Regions from separate parts of the Homo sapiens genome. Here region 2 is linked to region 1. Evidence: chromatin loops called from intact Hi-C (ENCODE). Cell type or tissue: endothelial cell of umbilical vein. All regions are shown on one strand. Each heading gives the region's core, and the rest is flanking DNA. Links, peaks and the distances in the headings are about the cores only. Region 1 overlaps SUSD6 (sushi domain containing 6). Region 2 overlaps SUSD6 (sushi domain containing 6).

Region 1 (8,333 bases), core at 188-8,187:
TAGCAGGGAATTAGGATAATATAATGGGCATTATCCAGACCCTCCCATTGGGCCAAATGGTAATCCACGGAGGTGGTGTTTCAAAGGCAGATAATGTTGCCTTTGCTGACTGATATGGGAGCTGCCTTTCAGTAGAGTACAGGCCAGTCTATAAATACCAGGGATTAAAAGGCTTCCTGTGGGGGCCCAACGGCCATCTACCTAAATACAGAGGTTATCTGGTCCTCCAGGCTCCTCTGGTCCATCCCTCGTCCCTCAGGGAAGAAATGCCATCATCCAACATTACACCCCCTCCAAGGGACCCCCAACCTCTCTTCCACTTCAGCTTGTTTTTGCTAACCAACCCCTCCTTTCCACACCCTCACCAGGACCATTCACTCCCAAGTGCCCCTCCACTGCAACTCCCACCTGGCCCTACCCTCCTCTCTCCAGGCATTTGTTCTCTGCCTCCCTCACCACCTCATCCCCCACCCAACTTTCGAATCCACATATTCTTTACCTGCCATAAAATAACCATAGGCAGAACCGAGCTCAGTGGCTCATGCTTGTAATCCCAGCACTTTGGGAGGCCAAGGCTGGCAGATCACTTGAGCCCAGGAGTTCAAGACCAGCCTGGGTAACATGGCAAAACCCCATCTCTTCAAAAAATACAAAAATTAGCTGGGTGTAGTGGTATGTGCCTGTAGTCCCAGCTACTGGGGTTGGGGGCTGAGGTGGGGAGGCGGAGGCTGCAGTGAGCCTACATAGCCCCACTGCACTCCAGCCTGGACAACAGAGTGATACCCTGTCTCAAAAAAAAAAAAAAAAAAACCCACCACAGGCTTTAGAATCACTCCAACCTTGGTTCTAGTTCCAATACAGTAATTAACAGTACTGAAATGTTTCAGAGCTTGGTTTCCTGATTTATCCAGTGAAGATTAGCCTACCGAGTTAAAGCACTGAGCACACTGCCTGGCACAGGGCACACATTCAATACTTTCTGCCTTTTCCCACTCCCCAGGGGATTTTTCTTCTTTCTTTTCTGGGATACTCTGATATAGACACTCCTTCTAGGTATAATACCTGCTAAATACAGATGTCTTAACCCAAAGGAATAACAGAAATGTCATACACTTTCATCACCAGCAGTATCTCTGTAGCAAGCACACAGCCCCATTAGTAACATAGCCCCATCAGCAACCTTCAAATTCTATGAGAGAGAAGGCTGGTCACTTTGTACTTTGCCACCACAAATGACCCACGTGGTGAGAGAAAGTGATCAGAGGGGATGGGAAAACAGAGTTCAGAGTCACTTTGGGGCCGAGAGCAGTGGCTCATGTCTGTAATCCCAGCACTTTGGGAGGCAGAGGTGGGTGGATCACCTGAGGTCAGGAGTTCCAGACCAGCCTGGCCAACATGGTGAAACCCCGTCTCTACTAAAAATCCAAAAATTACCTGGGCGTGGTGGCAGGTGCCTGTAATCCCAGCTACGTAGGAGCTGAGGCAGAAGAATCGCTTGAACCCAGGAGACAAAGACTGCAGTGAGTCAAGATCGCGCCACTGCCCTCCAGACTGGGTGACAGAGCGAGACTCCATCTCAAAAAAAAAAAAAGTCACTTTGGGTAAGAGCAAGGGATAGATAAAATCTCTGTAAAGTAAGAGCAGCACTTCCATATGAGACTAAGACCCCCCAAAAAGAGTCCCATAATCCCACATTTACATGTAAAAAGATTAAAATTAATTCTGACAGCAAGAACATCTGCCACTTTTACTAGAAATACCATCTGGGCCGGGCACGGTGGCTCACGCCTGTAATCCCAGCACTTTGGGAGGCCGAGGCAGGCGGATCATGAGGTCAGGAGATCGAGACCATCCTGGCTAACACGGTGAAACCCCATCTCTACTAAAAATACAAAAAATTAGCCAGGCGTGGTGGTGGGCGCCTGTAATCTCAGCTACTCAGGAGGCTGTGGCAGGAGAATGGCATGGAGCTTGTGGTGAGCCAAGATCCTGCCACTGCACTCCAGCCTGGGGAACAGAGTGAGACTCTGTCTCAAAAAGAAAAAATAAATAAATAAATAACATCTGTTTAATTTCTGATAAGGCCCAGGCACAACTTTACATAGACCAAGGACTGCCTACAGTATGTCCCTAAAAGGTAGCAGCATCCTAAGGACAGCTCCAAGGCAGTGTGCCATGCCTCTCCCTGGTGTCCTGAAGCTGCTCCTGCAAATTCATGATTAGCCCTGAAATAAACCCAGAGCTTCATCCTTTTCTAAACACCTCCTCCAAAACTTTTAGTCATCACTCTTGAAATCAGAATTAATTTAAGCAAGACTATCTTCAAAAACCAGATAAATACTAGAGCAACATAATAAAAGTCCTGAACAACTTGTGTTTTAGAGGGACTTCCACCATGGTGGTGGGAGGGTTTCTTTTCCAATGAACATTCTTATTTTGCAATTAGTTAAGAGGGTCCCTTCCATGAGGTCTTTAACATCCTCTAGGATCCACCTGTTGCCAAGCTAGTGGGAGTCAGAGCAGAGTCCTCTAAAGAAGTGGGACAGGCCAGTTGCAGTGGCTCATGCCTGTAATCCCAGCACTTTGGGAGGCCAAAGCAGGAGGATCACTTGAGGCCAGGGCTTCAAGACCAACCTGGGGAACACAGCAAGACAAAAAAAAAACACGTTTTTTTTTTTAATTAGCCAGGTATAGTGATGCGTGCCTGTAATCCGAGCTGCTTAGGAGGCTGAGCTGGGAAGATAAGCACTTAAGTCCAGGAGTTCGAAGCTATAGTGAGCTATGATCAAGCCACTGCACTCCAATTTGGGCAACAGAACAAGACCCTATCTCGAAAAAAAAGTCTGGTGACTTAGTTGGTATTAAGCATGAAAAAAATGGGTGCTTCATAGGTAGGCACCCTCATACTTTTCAGATCCTGATGGGGAATTATTAAATGTAAGCCCAATACCCATAGCAAGGAGATATTCAAAGAATATCTACAACGAAAAATGAAAAGTGAACTATGGGGGTTTGCCAGCCACCATTAAACGCAAATTTGGAAAAGGAAATATTTGAAACACACGCAAACACAAAAACAATCAAGTCCTGCAAGAAGATGGCACATGCCATCTTCCAGTCCACTGTGCAAACTGAGATTGGTAAAATTTGACACTGCATTGTCTGTATTTTTCACTAATTGGTAAGTATTTCATGACCCCTGTGCAGCAGGAAGAGAGCAGGGCACATGTGGGAAGGTCTGATAAGCAGAGAACAGAAAGGGCAAGGATAAGAAGTATACTGTAAAAACCCAAGGTGGGAAGGTGGGAAGCCGGGGGCTTAATCAGCTCTGGCCCCAGGACTGAGTTTGAGGAGGAGAATCTCGCATTCTCTGGAAACCGTACTAGGCAGAAATCACTCAGGGCTTTTTTTCCCCCCTCTCAAAATGCAAATACACAGAAGAGGAGCCCACAGAGAAGCTCCAAACCTATTTCCCACCAAGACTGGCTTCAACTCAACCATTCAGTCCCACAAACAGGCAGATTGTTCTGGGAGCAGGTGGAACACCATGGGGAGCACTAAAGTGGTATAGGGAGAGAGGCCTTCCTTAGAGAAGCAAAGCCATCCTCACACAGGCCATCCAGGTTGAAAGCGGGAGAGGATGAGCAGACGCGGGTGGTGTGGCTGTCAGTGAGGACTCCAGCAGCAGAGATGGTTTCACAGAGAAGGCCAGACCTGAATTTTCTGGATGTGACAGAGTTCAGAGAACTGAGCCCACGAGGGGAGTGGTAAAGAGTGTGCCACATACAAGACCAGGAGGCGGAGAGAGGAAACAAGCCTCTCCTTTTGATCACTCTGGATGTGGTCCATCTGCCCTGGAAGGTGGAAAAAGGATGTGGTTCTAAGCTGGCTTCTCTCACTCACTCAGCCCCACATTGACCCTTGCTAACCCCCTCTGTCCAGACCGGCCATGTTCTGCTGAGCTTCACATCCGCAGTCCTGGCCAGTGCTTCCTGTCTGCACATCCGAGAAGCCTCCGTGGTTTGCTGCCACCCACTCTGACAGGGCTGCACTGAAACATGAAGGAGACCATGTAGGCGTCAGCCCCGTTTCTGCTGCTAACCCAACATCTAGCCTTAGGACAAGTCACCCACTACCCTGTGCCTCATTTTCTGTAACTTTAAAGTAGGTAAAGTTACACTCACTGCCTCCTCTCTTCAAGCATAGTGAGGATAAAAGCTGATAACAGTTAATATTTACTGGGTACTTAACTATGTGCCAGATACTGAGTTAACTGCTTAACCATCTAGAATCATTTAATCCTCAAAACCCCCCGTGGAATACACACTACTCTTAACTCCCAATTTCAGTTAAAGAAGCTGGAGCTTAACAAAGTTAAGAGACCTACCTGAAGCCACACAGTCAGACAGAACATTTAACACTACAAAAGGGTCAGCCACTAATTAATACTTCCCCAAACTGCCATTTAAGTATCTTTTAGTTGTCAGACACATACCTATCTTTTTAAATATCCCATTTCATTTGATTTTCATAAAATTCTACAAGGGAGTACTTTTAAATGTAATTTTAATAAATTATTCAAGTTATACATGCCAATAGCAAAAAATTCAAATGAAACAAAAAGCAAGTTTAAGAAGTTAAAGTTCCCTTTATCCTTTACCATTCACATCCAGAATTCCCCACACCAGGCAATAATCAAAATTTTGGTAGCCACCCTTCTATAGATGGGTAGTGTTAACATCATTTCTATCCTACAAATGATAAAACTAAGTATCGGCCAGGCACGGTGGCTCACGCCTGTAATTCCAGCACTTTGGGAGGCCAAGGCAGGTGGATCACCTGAGGTCGGGAGTTCGAGACCAGCCTGACCAACATGGAGAAACTCCGTCTCTACTAAAAATACAAAAAAATTAGCCGGATATGGTGCCACATGCCTGTAAGCCCAGCTACTTGGGAGGCTGAGGTAGGAGAATCGCTTGAACCTGGGAGGCAGAGGTTGCGGTGAGCCGAGATCAGGCCATGGCACTCCAGCCTGGGCAACAAGACCGAAACTCCCTCTCAAAAAAAAAAAAAAAACAACTAAGTATCAAAGAGGTTAAATTTGCTCAAGGTCATATGGCTGATACATGGCAGAACTGAGACTGAAGCAGGGTCACTCTGATTCCGTGGATACTTTCTGAGAAATGTGTCATTAGGCAATGTTGTTGTGTGGACATCACAGAGTGTACTTACATAAACCTAAATGGCATAGCCTACTATACACCTCAGCTACATGGCATAGCCTAGGCTACAAACCTGTACAGCAGATATGTTACTGAATACTGTAGGCAACTCTAACATGATGGTAATTGTGTATCTAAACATACTTAAACATAGAAAAAATACAATATGGTATAAAAGATAAAAAATGGTACATCTGTATAGGGCACTTACCACGAATGGGGCTTGCAGGACTGCAAATTGCCCTGGGTAAGTGAGTGAATGGAGTGTGAAGGCCTAGGACATTACTGTACATTACTGTAGACTTTATAAACACTGTACACTTAGGCTACATATTTTTTAAAATTTTTTCTTCTATAAATTAACCTTAGCTTACTGTGACTTTTTTACTTTATAAACTTTTTAATTATTTTAAACTTTTTGACTCATTTGTAATAACACCTAGGTTAAGACATACAGCTGTGACAAAATATTTTCTTTCTTTATATCCTTATCTATAAGCTATTTTCTATTTTAAAAAATCTTTTTTTGTTAAAAAACTAAGACACAAACACACACATTAGCCTAGGCCTACACAGGGTAAGGATCATCTATATCACTATCTTCCATCTCAGCATCTTATTTCACTAGTAGTCTTCAAAGGCAGGAACAGAACTGTTATTTCCTGTAACAATGCCTCCTGGAAAACCTGCTGAAGGATCTGCCTGAGGCTGTTTTACAGTTAACTGTTTTTTTGGGGAGTTTTTTCCTAAGTAGAAGGAGTACAGTCTATATTGATGACAAAAAACATGGTATAGTAAATATATAAACCAGAAACACTGTTATTATCATCAAGTATTATGTACTATACATAATTGTATGTGCTAGACTCTAATACAACTGGCCATGCTGTAGCTTTATTTGTAACAGCATCACCACAAACAGGTGAGTAATGCATTGTGCTATGACCTTACCATGGCTACAATGTCACTAGATGATAGAAATTTTTCAGTTCCATTATAATCTTATGGAACCACCATCATATATGCAGCAAAATGTTATTACACTGCACATGACTGTATGCACATGTTCGTATTTTTGTTCCATTAGTACACAAATACATGCTGACTTTAGGGTACCTGTAACGAGATGGGGATGGAGGAACCAAAAAGGGGCTGTTGCTATCATGTTGCTGTTTGCTGTTCCTTGGCAAGTTAATCAAGTCTGCAATCCTAGGAGGTTTCCCACCTCTCAACATGTGCTATCATACCGGTGTCTGATTTAGCATTTGAACCCCAGCTGACTGAACATCACTACTACATACAAGTACAGTTGCTGCCATATGCATACTGGTTGCCAAAGGTCTTATCTTTCCCATTTGTAAAATGGGAGTACAATCTTCCTGACAGTATGCGATATCTTACATGAAAGCAGTTTGGCCGGACGCTGTGGCTCACGCCTGCAATCCCAACACTTTGTGAGGCCAAAGTGGGCAGATCACTTGTGGTCAGGAGTTCGAGACCAGCCTGACCAACATAGTGAAACTTCATCTCTACTAAAAATACAAAAATTAGCCAGGCGTGGTGGTGGGCGCCTGTAATCCCAGCTACTCGGGAGGCTGAGGCAGGAGAATCGCTCGAACCTGGGAGACAGAGGTTGCAGTGAGCCGAGATCGCACCACTGCACTCCAGCCTGCGCAACAGAGTGAGACTCCATCTCAAAAAAACAAAAAGCAGTTTGTAAAATGAAGAAATCTTTACTGCTATGAATATGGATGTCCAGTCTGCACAGTAAACACAGAGAAACGTAAACCATCCTCAAGGCGGTTGAAATCTATGAGGAGAAGAGACTAACCAAAACACTGGGCCGGGGTGGTAGCTCATGCCTGTAATCCCGGCACTTTGGGAGGCTGAGGCAGGCGGATCACTTGAGTCCAGGAGCTCAAGACCGGCCTGGGCAACATGGCAAAACCCCGTCTCTGCAAAAAAATCCAAAAAAATTGGCCGGGCATGGTGACACATGCCTGTAGTCCCAGCTATTCAGGAGGCTGAGGTGGGAGGATCGCATAAGCCCGTAAGGTCAAGGCTGCAGCGAGCCGCGATGGTACCACTACACTCTAGCCTGGGCGACAGAACAAGACCCTGTTTCAAAAAACAAACAAACAAAAAAGCCAAAAAAACACTGGAGAACAACTCAAAATGTATAATTAAGTGTTAAACTTTTGTGCTGCAAAGAATTCCTTTGGGGAGATAATTAGTATATAGGAAAGAGCATCTGATAAATACTTGATCAATTAATGAGTTCAGATGTGTTGCCTGAAAACCACCTCACCTGCTGCCTTAACATTAGCCTCCTAATACCTTCACTATTCACAGAAAGCTATACCAACACCAAAACCCTGAAGTCTGTTCATTCTACAATTGCTCACGTATAACCCAAGAGAAAAGCATGTCAGCATTTGTACAGAGCACCCTTCTTTCAACGATGTGCTTTAAAAAAAGCATGGACAGACCTTCAAAGGAGATGACCCACACAATTATGTAATTCCAGAAGCAGTAGAACTGCCCCCCCAAAAACAGTTCAATTGTGGAGAACAAAGAGAAAAGTGTTAACTACTTCCTTGCCTGCAACCTGACACACTGGATACTAAATATATTTCTCTCCAAACTACAGAGGCAAATGTGTAAGTTGACTTTCAGGAATGAATGATGCCTCCCAAGGCTTTTAAAAGAACAGAATTCTAGAAACAAAGATCTGCTACCTAAAAATTAGCAGGGATGACTTTCTGGTCTTCAGCCCCATAATAAGGGGACCCTATAGTTTGTTTCTGATTGGCCTTGCTAAAACATTCTGGACAACCTCTAATACCCTCTCTCTCCTTCACCTCCCACTGCCATGGTTCCTGAGCTGACTTCTTTTCCTGCCACCAGACAGGGTGAACTTGGTGAATGTTAACAGCTTTTTAACACCCTGTTTATATTTGTTTTTCACTCAAACCAGGCCTCCCTACAAATGACTCCATTTTTAGAATTTCATCAATAATACCACTCTTTCATTCCTTGTCATCAAGGCTCATAACCTCAAAGTCACCCTGCCCTCCTATACTTGTTATTTTAATCCCCTACACCTGGTCA
Region 2 (8,333 bases), core at 334-8,333, 93 kb before region 1:
CTCAGACCCTGTTTGAGTTTTGCCCCACTAACATCTTTCATGGCAAAAGGACACAGTTCAGAATCATATGTTAATTTCTTTTTATTCATGTCTTTTAGTCTCCTTCAGTCTGCAACAGTTCCTCAGATTTTCCCTTGATTTTCATGACCTTGACATTTTCAAGATTACAGGCCAGTTATTTTGTGAATTATCACTCACTTTGGGTCTGTCTCATTTTCTTTTCCATTATTAGCGTAGGTTGCATTCTGTAGGAATATCATGGAAGTGATGCTGTGTTCACTTGGTGCCTCCTGTCAGGTGGTACACGATTTTGATTTGTCCCACTGATGAAAGCAATGTCTGCTGGGCGTCTCCACTGTAAAATTTATCTCTATAGATTCATGGTTTTGTTTTATTCTATGGATTATAATCCATTATAATCATTATTTATTCTGATGCTCAAAATGTCCCTGATGTGGCCAGTAGAAGCCCCTTCAGTGGGAGTCTTTCGGGCATGTCCCTATCATTCTTTGAGCACTTTCTTGCTTCCTGATACAATATGTTCCAGGCTCATCTCGCAGTCTTCCTGCCTCAGCTCTGGAATCAGCCATTTCTCCAAGGAGCCTGGGTCCTTTTCACAGACAATATTAATTAATTAATTAATTTACTTATTTATTTTTTGAGACGGAGCTTCTGTCGCCCAGGTTGGAGTGCAGTGGCACCATCTCGGCTCACTGCAACCTCCACCTCCCAGGTTCAAGTGACTGTCTTGCCTCAGCCTCCCAGGTAGCTGGGATTATAGGCAAGTGCCACCACTCTCAAGTAATTTTTTTTTTTTTTTTTTTTTGTATTTTTAGTAGAGATGAGGTTTCCCCATGTTGGCCAGGCTGGTCTCAAACTCCTGACCTCAAGTGATCCACCCGCCTTGGCCTCCCAAAGTGTTGGGATTATAGGCGTGAGCCACCGCACCTGGCTGAAAATACTATTTTAAAGCAAAGATCTGAATGACAGGTATACTCACTGCTGTTGGGGTATCACTGCTAACAAGTCCTCTGGGAAGAGCTGGGGAATTTCTCTGTGTGTGTGCATGAGTGTGACTGTGTGTATAACAGCAAACCCACAATACTTCTATATTTATTTATATATCAATTATGTATATAGAAAACCACAAGTTCACATCAATATCTCCAATTCCAATCTGGCATTGTAGGGTTCATTCTGTTTGTTTTGGTTGGGGTCGTTCCCTCTTTCTGAATGTGTAACTCTCTTGTGTGCCCTCACTTACTGTCTTTAGGACTGAATGAGTTCAGTAAGGGAGGAAGATAAGGAACTACATTGTAATTTTTTTTTCGAGACTGAGTCTCTCTCTGTCGCCCAGGCTGGAGTGCAGTAGCGCAATCTCAACTCACTACAACCTCCGCCTCCCAAGTTCAAGTGATTCTCCTGCCTCAGCCTCCCAAGTAGCTGGGATTACAGGCATGCGCCACTACACCTGGCTAATTTTTTTTATTTTTAGTGAAGATGGGGTTTCACCATATTGGCCAGGCTGGTCTCAAACTCCTGACCTCCGGTGATCTGCCCTTCTTGGCCTCCCAAAGTGCTGGGATTACAGGCATGAGCTACTGCGCCTAGCCCTATGTTGTAATTTTGATGGTTGTGGGCCGAATTGCCCTCCATAGACAATGTACCAATTTACACTCCTACTAGATACCTTTAAGCCTTTTCTTTTCCCAACCTGAGGTGAAAAAATATTATTTCTGATGTTTTAATATGTATTACTCTTATCATAAAATAGCACGTTTTTTGAATGTTTCTAATAAAAAATAGAAAAAGTTAACAAGGAGAGAATGTTGTAAATGGGTGTAACTTCTGTCTCTCATTTTCTGCCCTATGGAAAACAATAAAAAGGGTCAAAACACGTCTGCATTGGAATAGCTGCCTGGCTGTTGCTGGCAGGAACTTAGTTATGAGTTGTGGGTGTCCTTCTGTTGTCCACCTGGAAGAACAAGTGCATTGGTGCTGTCCTGGAGACTTGAACGGCTCATGTGATTTCTCAAAACGCCTCCTGCAGTCAGCCGGCAGGAGCTGGCTCATGGTAACCAAAGAGTCAGCTATGCTCAGTGCTCTGTTATTGTGGGGCATAGGCTCCAGGACAAGAAGACTTTGGACACTTTGGGTGTCCTGGAATTTCCTTCTTGTGATTAAAATAATTAAAATGTAGCAGTCTAACTCAGAGAAGAAAGGCATCCCTAATTTGAGCAGATCTTAAGACAATTATATGTTAGGTTAAAATTGCCCATATCTGAACTTTTTTTCAACCTGCAAAAATGACAGTTTCATGTGGTTCATGTTTTAGATGTTGGTACACTTGGCCGGGCGCAGTGGCTCATACCTGTAATCCCAGCACTTTGGGAGGCCGAGGTGGGCAGATCGCTTAGGCTCAGGAGTTCAAGACCAGCCTGGGCAACATGGTGAAGTCCCATCTCTACCAAAAAAAACACAGAAAATTAGCTGGGTGTGGTGGTGGGTGCCTGTGGTCCCAGCTACTCGAGAGGCCAAAGCACGAGAATTCCTTGATCCTGGGAGGCAGAGGTTGCAGTGAGCCGAGATCACACCACTGCACTCCAGCCTGGCAACACAGCAAGACTCTGTCTTAAAAAAAAAAAAAAGATGCTTGTACATTTGCTTCTATGGGTCTCTACAGCCTGAAAAGTCCTCTTCTTCCCATCCCACAGCCCCTCATTTACTTACTTCTCTACGAATAATATCGAAACACAACAATTTAGACCCAATGCGAGTGGCACCTTTCCGGGGAATCTTTGTTCATACCCTAAAGAAATTAGCTCCTTTCTCATCACTACCAAGCACTTTTCAGGGTGTATCATTATAGGTTTGTTTTTTGCTTCTTTGTTTCTTTCAATTTTAAGTTGTGCCTTAAGTTTTAGATAGCTGTTTAATCTCTTTCTCCCCTATTGGTCTACAAACTCTTTAAGGGCAAAGACTGGCTCTTGTTCATCACTATGTTCCTAGAACCTAACACTAGGCTTTGTGTAAAGTCCTCAAAATGAATGAATAAATAAATAAAAGTTTGTTGAATGAATTAGCAAACAAGTCAGTGAATGAGGATTGCAGCAGGAATGGGGAATGGCCGTCCCAGAGAGAGGCTACAGCACCAAAAGTCCCTAAAAGTCTCTGGACCCCAGCTGCTCAAGGCCCTCAAGAGGCCAACCCCAGAAGCCAGGGCAGCCCCCACGCTGGGTGCATTTGTGTTGAGCCATAGTCTTGTCGCATACCCCAGTCCCTTCAGACGCTGAGCCCTGCTGACACGCTTCATCTGCAATAGGCTGCCTTTGCTGCAGGCAGGGCTACTTACTCCCACAGAAAACTCTGCTATGGGGAAGTCCATGCTTGCCAAAACCTCTGCAGGAAGAACCATAGAATCATCTACTCCCCCAGGTTCAGAACAGTGTATACTGTCCCAGACAGCCTGCTCAGGACATTCCTAGCTTGTGAAATTTCCTTTTCTAGGGGCACTGGAGCGTCACAGGAAATGCCGAGCAGCTGTTTGCCTCTTGGGTGTGGGATTGGATGGTCCCCAAGCCCGGTAATGCTCCTTCATCACCAGGCAGCTTGGAGGATGAACCTAGGCTCAACTTGGGAATGTGTCATGTCTCACCCCAGGTTCACAGCTGATGAAATTCCCTTTTCAGTAACAGAAAGAGAAAAGCCTGGCAAGTGCCCCCAGCTCTAGTCCCAAGGAGAAGTGGGAAGACCTGAGAATACAGAGCATTCTCCTCACCTTTCAGAAGCAAGGCCCAGGGAGGAGACAGGGGCTGCCTGGGTCTCCTGGCCTTGCCTGATCTTTCCAGGGACCCAGAACCCATCCTGACTGCTGAGACTGCTGAGCATCTGGGACTGCATTTTGCTAAATGGCTTGGTGTCCTGGTTTTGGACATTGCTGAGAGGGATTCTTGGGCAGGATAGTAGGTGTGAAGGGGTCAGGTGATCAAGAACCCAGGGAGAAAAGCTGGGGAGTAGAAGAGGTGAGCAAGTGAGCAGCGTGAGGTGAAGAGGCCAGGAGTGGCACACCTGAATTCAAACCGCAACTCAGCTGAGGATGCATGACCTATGTGGTCTTGGACTGTACTTGAATCTCTCTGAGCCTTACTGTCCTCACCTGTAAAAAGGGTAATGACATCTGCCTTGCAAGACTGGCTGAGTTGATTGATTAAAATAACACCTCTCTCTCTCTGTCTCTTTTTTGTTTCTTTGTTTTGGAGACAGGGTCTCACTCTGTTGCCCAGGCTGGAGTGCAGTGAAGCAATCATAGCTCACTGCAGCCTCAACCTCCTGGGCTCAAGCAGTCCTCCCACCTCAGCCTCCTGAGTACCTGGGACTACAGGTGCAAACCACCTCACCCGGCTAATTTTTAAAATTTTTTGAAGAGATAGGATCTTGCTCTGTTGCCCAGGCTGGTCTCAAACTCTTGGCCTCAAGTGATCCCTCCCACCTCGACCTCCCAAAGTGCTGGGATTGCAGCCATGAGCCATTTCTCCTGGCCTAAAATAGTATCTTTAAAGCACCTTACCCAGTCCCGGGAACCTATTAGGTGCTCAGCAAACATCACGGAAGGTTGGGGAAAGGGAAGCTGTGTGGTAAATGTCCTGTGGAGCCAACACTCCCCCACGTGCTCCCCACCAGACCAAAGTCCCTATTGGGGCACAACTGCATTTGCTGCTGTCGCCTCTCATCTTGAAGACAGACCGTGAGACCCACTCTGTATGCAGCTTGGCTTCTGGGATCACTTGAGTGGGCAAGGTTGGGACAGTGCCATTTCCCCCACCCTGGGCCGCTGCTGGGAAGGCAGACCAGCCAGCTTCTACCATGGACTGGGCCACTCAGAATCTCCCTGTGATCCCTTCTTCTCATTCCAAGGCCTGTGGAGAAAAGAAGGAGTCTCCTTTCAGCCGGGCCTTCCCACTACCAGAGTGGGGGATTCAGCAGCAGTGCCTCTGGCCAGCCAGAGTCTCACTACCCTTGCCTCTGAGCTCCCTCCTCTCCTGCCACTTCCAATGCAGGGGAAAGAGGCCGCCTGTCACCCAGTGAGGTGGAAGCAGGTGATAAACAAGGCAGCTCTCTTCCTTCCCTAGTCTCCTCTCCATAGTCTAGGCTGCAGATGGGCCACAGCCTCAGGTTGAGATCAAGACAGGAAGGAAAATAAAGTGCTGCCCCAGGTCTTGAACTCTGGGAAGTATTCCCTATTCATACTGGGGCTCTTTTCCTTGCCTCCTGCCCAGCCCTGATCTGAAGGAACTAGGAAAGGAGTGAAGAGCTTCTCAGAACTTCCCCCAGACACCTAGGCTGCCTCAGGAGGTGATATGGTTTGACTCTGTGTCCCCATCCAAATCTCACCTTGAATTGTAATAATCCCCACATATCAAGGGCGGGACCAGGTGGAGGTAATTGAATCATGGGGACAGTTTCCCCCATGCTGTTCTCATGATCGTGAATTCTCACAAGATGTGATGGTTTGTTTTTGTTTTTTGTTTGTTTGAGACTGAATCTCGCTCTATTGCCCAGGCTGGAGTGCAGTAGCGCAATCTCAGCTCACTGCAACCTCTGCCTCCCGGGTTCAAGCGATCCTTATGCCTCAGCCTCCCAAGTAGCTGGGATTACAGGCATAAGCCACCAGGCCTGGCTAATTTTTGTATTTTTAGTAGAGATGGGGTTTCACCATGTTGGCCAGGCTTGTCTCGAACTCCTGACCTCAGGTAATCCATCCCCCTCGGCCTCCCAAAGTGCTGGGATTACAGACATGAGCCACTGTGCCTGGCCGATGTGATGGTTTTATAAGGGTCTTCCCCCTTCGCTTGGCACTCATTCTCTCTCCTGCTACCCTGTGAAGAGGAGCCTTCCCTCATGATTGTGAGTTTCCTGAGGCTTCCCCAACCACGCAGAACCATGAGTTAATTAAACTTCTTTTCTTCATAAATTACCCAGTCTCATGTTATTTCTTCATAGCAGCATGAGAATGGACTAATACAGGAGTTTGTCCTCAGGTGTCGCTCTTCCTTCCAACCTCTCCAGGAGCAGCATTCAGGGCCAAGGGAGCCACGGTGACTCTAGCGCAGTGAGTCATAGGTGTTCAGGATGCAGAGGGAAGTTGTGTTGGAGAACAGGATGGGGCTGGGCTCCAAAGCCAAGCAGAAGAGAGTGGACTTGCTGAAGATGGTGGGACAGGGACACACACTGGACCTGGACTAGGGGCTTAGAATTTCAGCCCAGCTCTGCCACCAACTAGCCATGTGGTCTTGATCAAATCAGAGTACAGCCATGCACATCAGTGCCCTCGTCTGTAAAACTGGGCATTTGAAACAAATGACTACTGAGGGTTTGTGGTTTATTTTCTTTCCTGCTCTAAACAATAAAGCAAGACTCATGAAGAGTTTCTGAGAAAGAAAATGATGTCATTCAAGCCAGGTCTTGGTAGAATTAGCCTGGAAGTGGGGTGCTGGGTGTTGAATCAGCTGCGCATTGTGGCTTAAGCCAGTGGGGTTTTCTGTTCTTGCAACATAAAGAAGCCTGCATGCTGTGGGCAGTGTTCTTTGAGGCAGATATTAAGACACTGGGCTGTGAGACAATCATGTTTGAGTCCCAATTTCCATCATTTCAGAGCTGTGTGACTTTATAATAAAGCTTCGCTACACTATTTTGAGCCTGTTTCTTCACCTGCAAAGTCAGGGTTAATCAGAATGCCCACCCCCTGGTGCAGCTGCCAGATCTGGAGTTACTGCAGGCCAAGAGCCTAGAAGGGCGCCTGGTACATACGGAAGCACTCAGTAGACGCTGGCTTGCATCAACATGAATCCTGGCATGCTGCCAGCTATCTTTTGCTTTTGGCTTCCCTGAATGCATTCCCACCATTTCTCCCTGTGTTCCTGCCCTCCTCACTGCTCCTGCCCACTGAACTGCCGGCAATGCCTACTGTTGCCATAGTTTCCCCAGATAAATAGAATGCTTCCCTTATTTTAACTTGGACCTCACTGCCTTCTTCCTGAAACCCTTGGTGTTTTGGGAGCCATCACCACAGTTCCTTCTCTCTTCCCGTCTGCTCCAAGACATCTGCCCTTTCCAGGAATATAATCCAAAGCCTTCCTTTTGTGAGCTCATTTCAAATGTGCTCCTTGCCACACTGAAGCTGTGGTGGCTTTCTGCCCGGTTTGAACCTCCCTTTGCTGTTGTCCCTCCCTTGCCCAAGCACCCGCACCCCACCATACTGAAGATTTGGTGGTCAAGACTCCTGTGTTTTGTTTTTTTTTTTTTGAGACAAGAGTCTTGCTCTGTTGCCCAGGCTGGAGTGCAGTGGTGCGATCTCGACTCACTGCAAGCTCCGCATCCTGGGTTCACGCCATTCTCCCGCCTCAGCCTCCTGAGTAGCTGGGACTACAGGCACCTGCCACCATGCCGGGGTTTTTTTTTTTTTTTTTCTGTATTTTTAGTAGAGACAGGGTTTCACCGTGTTAGCCAGGATGGTCTCCATCTCCTGACCTCGTGGTCCGCCTGTCTCGGCCTCCCAAAGTGTTGGGATTACAGGCGTGAGCCACCGCGCCTGGCCAAGACTTCTTTATTTATTTATTTTTTGAGACAGTCTCGCTCTGTCGCCCAGGCTGGAGTACAATGGTGCAATCTCAGCTGGCTGCAACCTCCGTCTTCTGGGTTCAAGCGATTCTCCGGCCTCAGCCTCCCAAGTAGATGGGATTACAAGCATGCACCACCGCGCCCAGCTAATTTTTGTATTTTTAGTAGAGATGGACTTTTGCTATGTTGGCCAGGCTGATCTCAAACTCCTAGTCTCAAGTGATCCAACTGCCTTGGCCTCCCAAAGTGCTCTCCATCCTGGCTCCTCCACCTCTTGCCAGGCACCCTCCCTACAGAGCTAGTGCCTCATCCTTCCATGACCTCCTGCCCACATATGCTCTTTCAATCTAAGGTTTCTGCAAAAACTTTCAGGAAGGATCACATCTCCCAGAATTGCCTTCATAAGAACTTTTTTTTAATTATTTAGAAATGCAGTTATATACATAGAACAATTAAAATTAAATTAAACTTTGTACAAATATTAAAATACTATCTTCACACCCACTGCAATGTACAGGATACCAAAAAATATATATATAAAATAAAATAAAGCAAACCCAAACTGATTGAGTGACATCCTGCACAGAGTCAATTATGAATGTGTTGTTTTAAACCATTATATGAGTACCATTCTGCAAAGGATTCCATAGTGGTGCGATAACCTGAAGAAGCCAGGGCAGGGTGTGGGGACTGCCACACAGCCCACGTACATCTCT

The links. Hi-C counts contacts between places; a loop is a spot of excess contacts. Peaks named below come from ENCODE experiments on the same cell type or tissue, not always from the same donor. Only the 100,000 strongest peaks of a DNase experiment are listed, where the experiment ranks them.
Region 2: a loop joins it to region 1, with 4 times the contacts of the local background. A loop is called at or near these places in 45 of 110 quality-filtered maps.

Annotation. Positions count from the first base shown.
Region 1 is chr14:69,621,197-69,629,529 of GRCh38, reverse strand. The region is part of intron 1 of SUSD6 (sushi domain containing 6); the gene reads right to left. Among named protein-coding and RNA genes, the nearest start is that of SUSD6, 14 kb to the right of the region's middle. RefSeq lists enhancers at 3,493-3,592, 3,933-4,032, 7,091-7,591. In endothelial cell of umbilical vein, for the core only: no CTCF peak of the experiment used is centred there; DNase peaks (open chromatin) are centred at 3,189 and 3,959; H3K27ac peaks cover 1,101 bases.
Region 2 is chr14:69,714,822-69,723,154 of GRCh38, reverse strand. It overlaps SUSD6 (sushi domain containing 6), which reads right to left. Exons shown (of 6, transcript NM_014734.4): 6 at 8,011-8,333. Among named protein-coding and RNA genes, the nearest start is that of SRSF5, 48 kb to the left of the region's middle. In endothelial cell of umbilical vein, for the core only: a CTCF peak has its summit at 6,034; DNase peaks (open chromatin) are centred at 3,514, 6,304 and 6,884; H3K27ac peaks cover 3,292 bases.